Linked DNA regions of Homo sapiens: region 1 is linked to region 2. A link is a loop called in an ENCODE intact Hi-C map of the cell type or tissue named here. Cell type or tissue: natural killer cell. All regions are shown on one strand. Each heading gives the region's core, and the rest is flanking DNA. Links, peaks and the distances in the headings are about the cores only.

Region 1 (6,139 bases), core at 2,049-4,548, 100 kb before region 2:
GCAGGGCATTTAAACCAAGTGTGAGGCCCTTTAGAGTGTGGGGCGCTGTGCCCCTGCACAGTCCACAGTGCCCAGGAAGCAGGCCCTGGATATCTGTCCAGCGGGGGCCTTTCCAGGACATTCAGGCGATGCCCACTTCTTTGGACTAAAAGTAACAAACTGGTAGGTTCTTAGTGTGAAAGCTGCTCTGAATCCAGCTCAAGACATGCCTCATCTAAGAGAAAGAGCACGTTCCTAAAAGTTGTAGGCATCAGTTTCCATCAAAATAAGTTACGGTGATTCAAAGAAAGAAGGAAAATAGACTCTGCTGCTCTGTGGGCACCTGCAATACACTGCTGCCTTTTGAAAAATCAAAGACTTGTAAATCAAGAAAAAGCTCAGCACCGCATGGGAAACCTTTGAAGTAAAAGAGAGATACACAGATGGTAGGGCTCTGAGTCAATTCACTTCAAGCCAAATCACCTGACACCAACAGCCTGATTGGTCGAATGTCCCACTTGGATAAATGTCTAATTTGGCCGGGCACGGTGGCTTACACCTGTAATAGCAGCACTTTGGGAGGCCAAGGCAGGCAGATCACCTGAGATCAGGAGTTCCAGATCAGTGTGACCAACATGGCAAAACCCAGTCTCTACTAAAAGTACAAACATTAGCCAGGTGTGGTGGCATGCGCCTGTAATCCCAGCTACTAGGGAGGCTGAGGCAGAAGAATCGCTTAAACCAGGGAGGCGGAGGTTGCGGTGAGATAAGATCACACCACTGTACTCCAGCCTGGGCAACAGAGAAAAAAAAAGTTTGTCTAATTTATATTTCAATTGGACCCTTATGTCTCAGGCCTCACCAAACCATGACTTTGGCTAATAATGCTTTTCCTTTTTCTATCAGATGATTACATCACAAGGTTCTAATAGCTGGAAATTAGCCCACCTTAATGTGACATTTTCTCTCCCCCATCCCCATCTTCTGTTTTTTGGAGACAGTCTCAGGGAATGCTTTGAGCATACCGTGTACTCTGCAACATCTCTTGGGTTTTCTCATCTTGCTCAGCTATTGTTGCCCCTCAAGACCAGCACACGGCAGCCCCCTGCTGCTCACCTCCCACTGCCAGGGGTTCCCCACCTGCTCTGCCTTCCACCGTGGGTTTTCCCCACAAGACAGGGCACAGGCCCTCAGCAGCCCCTGGAAATGGCTCCGTGTGAGCCTACAGGCCATGCCTAACCTCAGAAGACTTAATGAGCAGGGTTCCCCTCACCAATCCCCCATCCGTGTAAGCCTTCATGGCTCAAGGGCAGCTCTCTTTCCCTCCACTAGGACTCTCCAAGTACCAGAGAAGCTAGACCTGTTGCATTCCATTGGGCCCAAGTCTTTCCTCAAGAACTTAACTTACATCTCCTTTCTCAAAGAGCCCCACAGAGCTGGCCCTCCCAGAACTCAGGCAACTCAAGTCTTCACCCTTAACATCAAAAACTATTTCAGGCCAGGCAAGGTGGCTCAGGCCTATAATCCCAGCACTTTGGGGAGGCTGAGGCAGGAGGATCACTTGAGGCCAGGAATTTGAGACCAGCCTGAAAACATAGCGAGACCCTGTTTCTATAAAAAATAAAAAGCTAGCCGGGTGAGGTGGCTCACACCTATAGTCTCAGCTACCTGAGAGGCTGAGGTGGGAGGACAGCTAGAGCCCAGGACTTGGAGGTTAAAGTGAGCTATGATTGCGCCACTACACTCCAGCCTGGGCAACAGAGTGAGACTCTGTCAAAGAAAAAGAAAGGAAAGAAAAACATTTCAAATGGTAGATTTTTTTCAGCTTCAGATTTTCTTTTTTGGCGGGGGCGGTGGGGGTGGGGGCCAAGGTCTCGCTCCATTGCCCAGGTTGGAGTGCAGTGGTGCAATCATAGCTCACTGCAACCTCTAACTCCTGGGCTCAAGCGATCCTCTAGAGTAGACAGGTGGTCAGCACCATGCCAGCTAATTTTTTAATTTTAAACTTTTTTTCTATAGGTGAGGTCTCCCTATGTTGCCCAGGCTGGTCTCAAACTCCTGGCCTCATGCAATCTTCCCATCTTGGCCTCCCAAGGTACTGGGATTGCAGGTGTGAACCATCATGCCCAGTCCAGAATTTTGATTCAGGTCTTCACCAAGTACCCCATTGCATTCTGAGAGGAGGATGTCAATCCAGCCCGTCAGGCCACAGCGACATCAAGGCAAATGCTGGCAGCATTTGAAACCATTCAAGGGGCTACGTGTATTGCAGCAGGACCATTCACCATGATCTCTGGTTTGATGGCATAGGTGGGTTTTCTTTTTTTTTTTTTAATATATTATACTTTTAAGTTATAGGGTACATGTGCACAACGTGCAGGTTTGTTACATAGGTATACATGTGCCATGTTGGTTTGCTGCACCCGTCAACTCGTCATTTACATTAGGTATTTCTCCTAATGCTATCGCTCCCCCAGCCCCCCACCCCTGACAGGCCCCGGTGTGTGATGTTCCCACCCTGTGTCCAAGTGTTCTCATTGTTCAATTCCCAGGCATAGGTGGGTTTTCAGTGTCATCTAGATCTTTTGGGATGCTGCCTGCAGCATAGGTAAAAGGAAGACCACGTGGCCTGTCAAGTCATAACAAGCACAGGGCAGGACTCTGGGAGGCAGCATGGCATCGTGGCAAAGGGTGCCAGGCTCTGGCGTTCACTCTCTGAGATGACTTTGAGAAAGTACATAACCCCTCTGGGCCTCTGTTTCCTCATCTGTAAAACTGGGATAGTAATACTCCCTTCCTTGTAAGTGTTTATAAGAACTGAATATAGAACAATGCCTCGCACATGGTAAGACCTCAATAATATTAGCTGGGTTTTTTTGTTTGTTTTGTTTTGTTTTGTATTTCTTGAGACGGAGTCTCACACTGTTGCCTGGGCTGGAGTGCAATGGCGCGATCATGGCACATGCAACCTCCGCCTCCCGGGTTCAAGCGATTCTTCTTGCCTCAGCCTCCCAAGTAGTTGGGATTACAGCTACTGTAAGCCTGCCACCATGCCCGGCTAATTTTTTTTTTTTTTGTATTTTTAGTAGAGGAGGGGTTTCACCATGTTGGCCAGGCTGGTCTCGAACTCCTGACCTTGTGATCCGCCCGCCTCAGCCTCCCAAAGTGTTGGGATTAAAGGCATAAGCCACCGCACCCGGCCAATAATGTTAGCTGTTGTTACTATTTTTCTTTAAGCCATGAAGCAGTGTAAGTAGAGATGCAGCCACCAGGCAGGAGGCAAAGAGCTTTGTGCCTCCCTTGTAGCTTCCTGCCTTTCATGTGGGTCTTGAGGCTACATTTTGGACACAACAGGGAGGGAGGGGGATTACTATTCCAAAGATATCGATCCACTTCTCAACGAACATTTACAAGTTTAACTGTACCTCCAAATTTGTGGGTATCTTTTTGAAGACCCTCTTGGGGCCTCTGAGATGACAAAACCAGTCTGATTCCTGCTGAAGCCTTCTTAGTTGCCAAGATCAAGTGCAAGTTCTTAAGCTATTTTCTCTCAGCTCCAAACCTATTGGTGGCTTTGGAACAAACCTATTGCTGGAGCTATTTTCTCTCAGCTCCAAACCTATTGCTGGAGCTGGAACTCTCCAAACCATCTCTCTGCTTTACCAGCTGCTCCCTGTGAGGGGCCTGTGAGGGCAACTGAGGCTGGAGGAGGAAGAAAGGACTTGCTCTTTCTTATCTACTTCCTGTTCCTACACACATCACCCCAGGAACACAACTTTACTCTAGCGTAGCAGCAGCTGAATCTAGTTTTGCGATTCTTTCCAATTCTTGCACGACCAGCTTCACAGAACCTCCCCCAACCCAAGACAACAGCTCTCCTTCCTCAGAGGTCTATGTCCCAGGTCCACAGGGCCCCCTCCTCTTACTTTTCTTTTTAAAAAACTGTTTTCTATATATAATTCGCATACTATACAATTTATTCACTTAAAGTGTGCAATCCAGTGGTTTTAGTATATCACAAATATATGCATCACCACAGCTAATTTTAGAATATGTTCATCAATTCAAAAGAATACAGGAAAATAAAATAACGAGTGTTGGAGACGATGTACAGAAGCTGGGAACTCTTCTGCACCACTGGTGGGAATCAAAATGATGCCAAGGCGGGTGGATCACGAGGTCAGGAGTTCGATACCAGCCTGACCGACATGGTAAAACCCCATCTCTACTAAAAATACAAAAATTAGCCGGGCGTGCTGGCATGCACCTGTAATCCCACTTACTCAGGAGGCTGAGGCAGGAGAATCGCTTGAACTCGGGAGGCGGAGGTTGCAGCGCCACTGCACTCCAGCCTGGGTGACAGAGCAGGACTCCATCTCGAAAGAAAGAAAGAAAGAAAAAAAGAGGGCGGGGGAGGGAGGGAAGGAAGGAAGGGGAAAGGAAAGGAAGGAAAGGAAGGAAGAAAGGAAGGGAAGGAAAGGAAAGAAGGAAAGGAAGGAAGAAAGGAAGGGAAGGAAGGGAAGGAAGGGAAAGAAAGGAAAGAAAGGAAGAAAGAAAATGATGCAACCACTGTGGAAAACAGTATGGTGGTTTCTTTAAAAATTAAAAATAGGCCGGGCGCAGTGGCTCACGCTTTTAATCCTAGCACTTTGGGAGGCCAAGGTGGGCAGATCACTTGAGGTCAGGAGTTCAAGACCAGCCTGGCCAACATGTGAAACCCCAGCTCTACTAAAAATACAAAAATTAGCTGGGTGTGGTGGCATATGCCTGTAATCCCAGCTACCCGGGAGGCTGAGGCACAAGAATGCTTGAACCTGGGAGGTGGAGGCTGCAGTGAGCCAAGATGTGCCACTGCACTCCCACCTGGGCAACAGAGCGAGACTCCATCTCAAAAATAATAAATAAATAAGTGCAAGTCCAAAAAACATTTAAAAATAGAATTATCACATGATCCAGCAATTCTTCTTCTGAGTTATTTATACACACAAAAAAAGTGAAAGCAGGCATATTAGTCTGTTCTCATGCTGCTAATAAAGACATACCTGAGACTGGGTAATTTATAAAGTAAAGAGGTTTAATTGACTCACAGTTCCACATGGCTGGGGAGGCCTCACAGTCATGGCAGAAAGCAAATGAGAAGCAAAGTCACATTTTACATAGTGGCAGGCAAGAGAGCGCTTGTGCGGGGGAATTCCCATTTATAAAACCATCAGATCTTGTGAGACTTATTCATTACCAAGAGAACAGCATGGGAAAGAACCGCACCGGTGATTCAATTACCTCTCACTGCGTCCCTCCCATGACACGTGGGAATTATGGGAGCTACAGTTCAAGATGAGATCTGCGTGGGGGTCACAGCCAAACCATATCAGCATGGTCTCAGACAGGTATTTGTACACCCACATTTGCAGCAGCATTATTCATGATTGCCAAAGTATGGAAGCAAGCTAAGTGCCTATCAGTTGATAAAGGGAATGTGGTCTCTTCACATAATGGAATATCATTCAGCCCTAAAAATGAAGGAAATTGGCCTGGCACAGTGGCTCACGCCTATAATCCCAGCACTTTGGGAGGCCGAGGCGGGCAGATCACGAGGTCAGGAGATCGAGACCATCCTGGCTAACACAGTGAAACCCAGTCTCTACTACAAATACAAAAAAAAATTAGCCGGGTGTGGTGGCAGGCGTCTGTAGTCCCAGCTACTCAGGAGGCTGAGGCAGGAGAATGGCGTGAACCCAGGAGGGGGAGCTTGCAGTGAGTCAAAATCGCGCCACTGCACTCCAGCCTGGGTGACAGAGCGAGACTCCATCTCAAAAAAAAAAAAGTAGTAAATCCTGACCCATGCTACAGCATAGATGAACCTTGAAGATATCAGGCCAAGTCCGATCAGCCAGTCTCAAGAGGACAAATATTATGTGACTCCTCTTATATGAGGTACCTAGAGGATCAAATTTATAGAGACAGAAAGTAGAATGGCAGCTACCAGGGGCTGGGGGAGAGGGGAGAGGGAACTGCGAAGTCAATGGGTCCAGGGTTTCATGGGTACAGAGTTTCAGGTTTGCAAGATGAAAAGTGTTCTGGAGATGGATGGAGTTTGAGGTTGCAGTGAGCTGTGATGGCACCACTGCACTGCAGCCTGGGAAACAGAGTGAAACCTCCT
Region 2 (6,139 bases), core at 1,562-4,061:
GACAGGGTGGGGAAGTAAGACTTCCCCTGAAGTCTGTGTGTGGTGGGCCTGAAACCCAGACTTCTGGAGCCACAGGCTGCGGCTTTTGCCATAGGACTGCAGTATGATATTGATCAGGCACCTTTCTGTGGTCAGTGCTGGGCTAGGCATGGGGTGGGCGGTGGGGTGGGGTTGATGCCCAGTACATGTGATTGAAGAAAAGATTCTGAAAGGAAACAATTCCTTTTCTCATTCTTTCGGTCTGAGTTCCTCAGGACATAATCCCCTTGGCCCCTCTGGTTTTTTGGTTTTTATTTTATTTATTTATGTATTGTTCTTTGGTTTAAAACAGACCCACGGCCCTCTTTGCGTCTTCTCAGTCCTATGCACAGGGTGGGCATTGATTGAATGGATGGGAGGACAGATGGACAGAAGAACGGGTGGAAGGACTGTGTGCCCAGTGAGTGGGTGGGCGGGTGGGTGGGTGGGGGCATGAGTGGATAGCAGGATGAAAGAATAGATGGGTAAATGGAGCAGAAAATGTGCTCCCTTATTTCTGGGAACCAACTACAAGGAACACATGTTCAGTATGTAATTGTGTATGGCCTCCAGTTCAGGGGAGCACACGGCAGAATTCCTACCCCAACTTTGGGAGCTGTGATACACAGAGCCATGAACAGACAGGGCAGACGGGGTGGGGAGCTTATGATAAGGGATCCAAGAGGAATAGAGGGTGAAGGAAATGGCCATGAAGGATTCAGGCGGCTCGGGTGACTATGTACCCTACAGAGTGCTTGGAAGTTCATTCCCGGGTTTCCTTTCTTGTGCACTGCTGTTGCCAAATCAAAGCCCCTTCATGGAATCTGCCTCGGTTTGTTCCAGTCTCTAGTGCCTTCTAGGAAGGATCGCTGCTTTCCAGAGTGATGTGCTCACGCTGACTTCCCTCTCCTCACATCCCCTGAGTCCATATCTACAAAGAAGAATAAGCTTTTGGAAGACACTGGTTCTTGTGAAGCTATGAACAGTTCCATGTAACAGAATCACTGGTTGGAAAAGCCCTTAGAGATGATCTCCAAACTGGGCTATTTTACAGGCAGGAAAACCAAGGTCCAGGGAAGGGAGAGGACTTTCCAGGATCAGGTAGCAAATGAGTGACAAGGGAAATCCTGGTCTTCCGAGTCTCAGGTTATGAATCCACAGCTTGCTCTTCCCCTGCCCAGCCACAGCCCCTGTGTCCCACCGGTCCCATCAGGACTTTTTTCTCTTTGGGGGAGATTTCACTATTTCTTCTGTCTCTGCTCTCAGTGGAGATGGAGAGGAAGATCAGGTCCTTCAGAGGTCCTGGTGAATCCCTGCTCAGATCCCCTCCTTGGGACACCAGCGTTCATGGTCTGACTCCCTCACCTCCCTGTTTATACCTGAGTTTGACCAAATGCAGCCCAAAACTTGACCAGACAGAGAACAAGGAATTCAAGCTCCAAAGAGAGCAGGGAGAACACAGACTGGAGCCAGGGAGAAGCGAAGAAGGGCTGGGAACTGGCATGAGCACTCCAGGCACTCTGTTGGGCAATTATGGTATCTCATTTATTCTCACAACCCCACGAGACAGGGGCTGTTATCCCTGTTTTACAAATGAAAGAGCGGCTCAGTTTATCAAGCTGGTCAGTGATGAGGCAAAGATGAAAATCCAGGTCTAGGCAACCCCAAAGCCCTTGCTGGGTCATGAGCCCCGAGACAATGTGCTGTGTCACAGCACTGTCATTTAGCCACCCAGGAGGAGCGGAAATGTCTCTCCTGAGGGTCCAAATCAACACGGTCAAGGCTAACAGGGATCAATGCAAAGTCCTGATTGTCAGGAAGTCATCTGCACAAGTGCAGAATGGAGTCCTGGCGAATGGACAGCAGACCATCATGATATTGTCATCATGCGACTGTCACTGCCGCTCTCTTTCCACTTTGCAGTTTATAAAGTTCCTTCACGGCTGGGCACGGTGGCTCACGCCTGTAATCCCAGCACTTTGGGAGGCCGAGGAGGGCGGATCACAAGGTCAGGAGTTCAAGACCAGTCTGGCCAAGATGGTGAAACCCAGTCTCCACTAAAAATGCAAAAATTAGCTGGGCGTGGTGGCAGGTGCCTGTACTCCCAGCTATTCTGCGAGGCTGAGGCAGAAGAATCACTTGAACCCGGGAAACGGAGGTTGCAGTGAGCTGAGATCGTCCCACTGTACTCCAGCCTGGGTAACAGTGAGACTCCATCTCAAAAAAAAAAAAAAAAAAGCACCTTCACTTGGTGATCTTGGGGCTTTGATTGGCCATTAACGAGCATAAGGATAAATGTGAAAAAGAGTTGGGGGCCATCTTTCAGCAGGTGTGCTGTGGCTGCCTGTAAGGCCAGTGAGCTATTTCTTTTTATCAATCCAGGGTAATATCGATAGATATTGTGTACAGCACTGTGCTGAGTATAGGACATGCTTCATCTCATTTAATTCTCACAACAACCCTATGGAGTTGTGACTTTTATAATTCCTATTTCACAGACCAGAAAACCAAGAGGTGAAGAAAGTTGGCCAAGGTCACACAGCTAGTAAATAGCAGAATTCAGGCTCACATCTGATAAGTATCAAGAAAACTGTCATTCTGAACATGTCAGCCCCCCTCTGGAGTCATGTGTCCAGTTTTGGGGTCATTCTTAGGGGAGTCCTTGACACAGAGGAATGAGGAACCCATGAGGGACACCATCACCCGAAGGCTTGTTTGAAGGAGCTGAGAATATTTACCCCAGAGAAGAAAATCGTCAGAGGACATACAATTGGTGTTTTGAAGGGCAGAAAGCTCCTCTGCTTAAAAACAGATTGGCTTCGCAGGATGGTTACCAACCTACAGACAACTACTATCGCCACCTATTGGTGGGAGGTAACATTGATGTGGTGATACCAGCTACCCCAACTGCTCTGTTCCATCGGTGAAAGTTTGAATTGAACCTTTCATGCACAAAGGTCAAAGGTGCCTTCTTTTCTTTTCTTTTCTTTTTTTTACAGGGACTCACTCTGTCACCCAGGCTGGAGCGTGGTGGCATGATCTTGGCTCACTGCAGCCTCTGCCTCCCAGGCTCAAGCAATCCTCCAGCCTCAGCCTCCCAAGTAGCTAAGACTACAGGTGCACACCAATATGCCCGGCTAATTTTTGTATTTTTGTAGAGAAGAGGTTTCACCATGTTGTCCAGGCTGGTCTCGAACTCCTGGGCTCAAGCAATACACCCACCTCGGCCTCCCAAAATGCTGGGATTATAGGCATAAGCCACCACTCCCCACCAGAAAAGTGCTCTTAATCCTGACAGGTTTTCACTTAGAAGAGGTAGCAGATTTACCTTTGTGGAGAGATAATTTGCACCAATAAGTAAAAATTACAAGATGCCAATATGAAGGTCAATTTTCTTTTTCTTTTATTTTTTCTTTTATTTTTTTTTAGGAGTTTAGGAGCGGAGGTTTAATAGGCAAAAGAAAGAGAAAGAAACAGAAAGGAAAACAGCTCTGTCTTTAGTGAGAAAGATGGGACTTCTGAGAGGAAAAGACTCAATTTTCTTTTCCTTTTAATTTTTTGAGATGGTATCTTGCTCTGTCACCCAGGCTGAAGTGCAGTGGCTTGATCATGGCTCACTGCAGCCTCAAACTCCTGGGCTCAAGCGAATCTCCCACCTCAGCCTCCCGAGTAGCTATCATTACAGGTTCACATCACCACACCTGGCCTTAGGGTCAATTTTCTGACCATTAAAACATCCCAATATCTCCAGGAGCTGCTTGGGAGTAGTGAGCCACTTGTCTGTGGAGGAGATCAAGTCCTGCTGAATCTCCCATCCCTCAGGAGATTGGGAGAAATCAATCCCAATGTTTTGGTGGGTCGAGGGCTTTCGTGGGTTACCTGCTCTGAGTTACAGGTGGTCAATTGAGGAGAGGTCTGCCGGGGTTGGTAGTCTCTCTATTGTCTTATCCAGGGAGGAACTTGTAAGCCAGGCCAGAGGGAGAGGGGGTACCCCTAGGGCAGAGCTTCAGGGGAGATATTTTGGACAGGTGGGAGTCTGACAGCGTTTATCTTCCACATTCAGCTCTTAGACTTGGCCAAGAGCTAGTCAGAGAAGGATGGATCCGTGAATAAATGGTTATGACCTGCCATCACTTCCCAAACTCGCCTCCCACACAGGCCTTTGTAAACAACCCAAGAAAACAACAGTCCCTTGTAGATTCTGTAAATGTGATCGAGGCTCTGCTGAACACAGAGGCTCAGAGTGTGGCCAAGGGCAGGAGTAGTTGGGTAGGAGTCAGGGTCAGGGTCATAGGCCTGGGGCAAGGGCCCTCGTCTGTCTGCTGAACCCTGGCCTGTGTGGGTTTTTTCATCAAAGCCCCACATTGATTTGGGCCCTGGATGCTGGGCCACCTGTGCTTTGTGGATTTGCTGGGAGGGTTTTTGAAGAAGGGGCTGTGAAATCGGATAGACCCTGGTTTGAATCCTGGCATGGTTGGCATAGTTTTCATATTAGCCTTGTGAAGTTAAGGCAGTTTCTTCTCTGCTCCAAGCCTCAGATTCCTCATCTTCAGAATGGACAAAGTGCCTGTGCCCTCCTTACAGGACTGGTATGAAGATTAAGTGAGATCTCCAACATAAAGCACCGAGTGCGGTGCCGGACACATAGCGCATTATTATTATTATTAAATTAACCTCTGTCAGTGAAGACTGGCCTCCCTCTCCCTGTCCTCTTTGTGTTTTCTATGGTCATGGCCCCTGGTCTTAGGGACGTTTGATACTGAAGTGCTCCTGCTGGCCCTCACTTGGTTAACAACTGTTGCTGGGGCCCCACACATGAAAACACCCACATGCTTGGCCATGGCTGTGCTACCACCCTCCCTCCCACCTTCTCTGATGCAGCAGGGACAGAGATGCAATTGAGAGCCCTCAGTCCCGAGATGAGGCAAGATATGCTCTGAGATTCCTCACTGTTCTCTGAGAGAGAAGAGCTACTGGGCCCATCCAAAAGACAGTCTGCACCTGGAACTCGGCACCCAGGAGGTCACCCCTGCAGGACCTGTAGAGGAGCCTGTGTCCTGGTGGCCTTAGGTGGCTGCATTACTGGTCAGTGTGTGTATGTGTGTGCATGTGTGTGCCTCCATGTATTCCTGCAGTGACTGGTCATAGACCCCACCAGTGTGTGTCAGGGACAGGGTGGTGTGGTAGGAAGGATGCAGACGTTGCCACATGCAACACCCAGGTTCACAAACCAGCTCTGTAGCTTTGGGGCTACGTAAGTGTGGATAGTTAGCTTTATGTTTTTATTTTTATTTTTATTTTGAGACAGAGTCTTGTTCTGTCACCCAGGCTGGAGCGCAATGGTGAGATCTCAGCTCACTGCAACCTCTGCCTCCCGGGTTCAAGCAATTCTCCTGCCTCAGCCTCCCTCAAGAGTAGCTGGGATTACAGGCAACTGCCATCACACCTGGCTAATTTTCCATGTTGGCCAGGCTGGTGTCAAACTCCTGACTTCAAGTGATCCACCCGCCTTGGCCTCCCAAAGTGCTGGGATTACAGGTGTGAGCCACTGCACCCGGCTGAGAGTTGGCTTTATATTATCAAGTCTCAGGGTCTTCATTTGAGAGAAGGGGAAAGGAAAACTTATCTTACATGGCATTTTGCTAGTTGAATCAGGGCATGGATAGAAAATATCTGTCACAAGGTCTTGGCACACGGCAAACACTCAAATGGTGGCTTCTGTCATTTTTGTGCGTGTTGGTATCACGGTGAATATGTCCATGGGTTTGGGTTGGCCAATGATTGTTCCATGTCTCTCTCACTAAGCAAACCTTGATCCGCAGCCACCTATTTGTATCTCTTTTCTGTATTTAAAAGGAATTGTATGAAAGCCTCACTGGTGAGTCTTCTTAGCTTGATGTTGGTGAGGCTAGAAGGAGAAGGTTTAGGGAAATGCATGCTAATACCCTTCACGTACTGAGGCAGGGCCGGCATCTCCCCTTGAGAGTAGAGGTGGGCAGTGCTGGGTGGGAAAGGCTTTCATTCCAAATTCTCATACTTGTCTGTGCTTTTAAAATTTTATTATATTTATTTAGTTTTAGAGACAAGGTCTTGCTCTGTCACCCAAGCTGGAATGCAATGG

The links. Hi-C counts contacts between places; a loop is a spot of excess contacts. Peaks named below come from ENCODE experiments on the same cell type or tissue, not always from the same donor. Only the 100,000 strongest peaks of a DNase experiment are listed, where the experiment ranks them.
Region 1: a loop joins it to region 2, with 1.9 times the contacts of the local background. A loop is called at or near these places in 4 of 110 quality-filtered maps.

Annotation. Positions count from the first base shown.
Region 1 is chr1:24,483,177-24,489,315 of GRCh38, forward strand. No RefSeq gene overlaps it. Among named protein-coding and RNA genes, the nearest start is that of RCAN3AS, 16 kb to the right of the region's middle. In natural killer cell, for the core only: no CTCF peak of the experiment used is centred there; a DNase peak (open chromatin) is centred at 3,295.
Region 2 is chr1:24,584,522-24,590,660 of GRCh38, forward strand. All of the region lies in intron 1 of NCMAP (non-compact myelin associated protein), which reads left to right. Among named protein-coding and RNA genes, the nearest start is that of NCMAP, 32 kb to the left of the region's middle. In natural killer cell, for the core only: CTCF peaks have their summits at 2,883 (motif pointing left) and 3,085; a DNase peak (open chromatin) is centred at 2,870.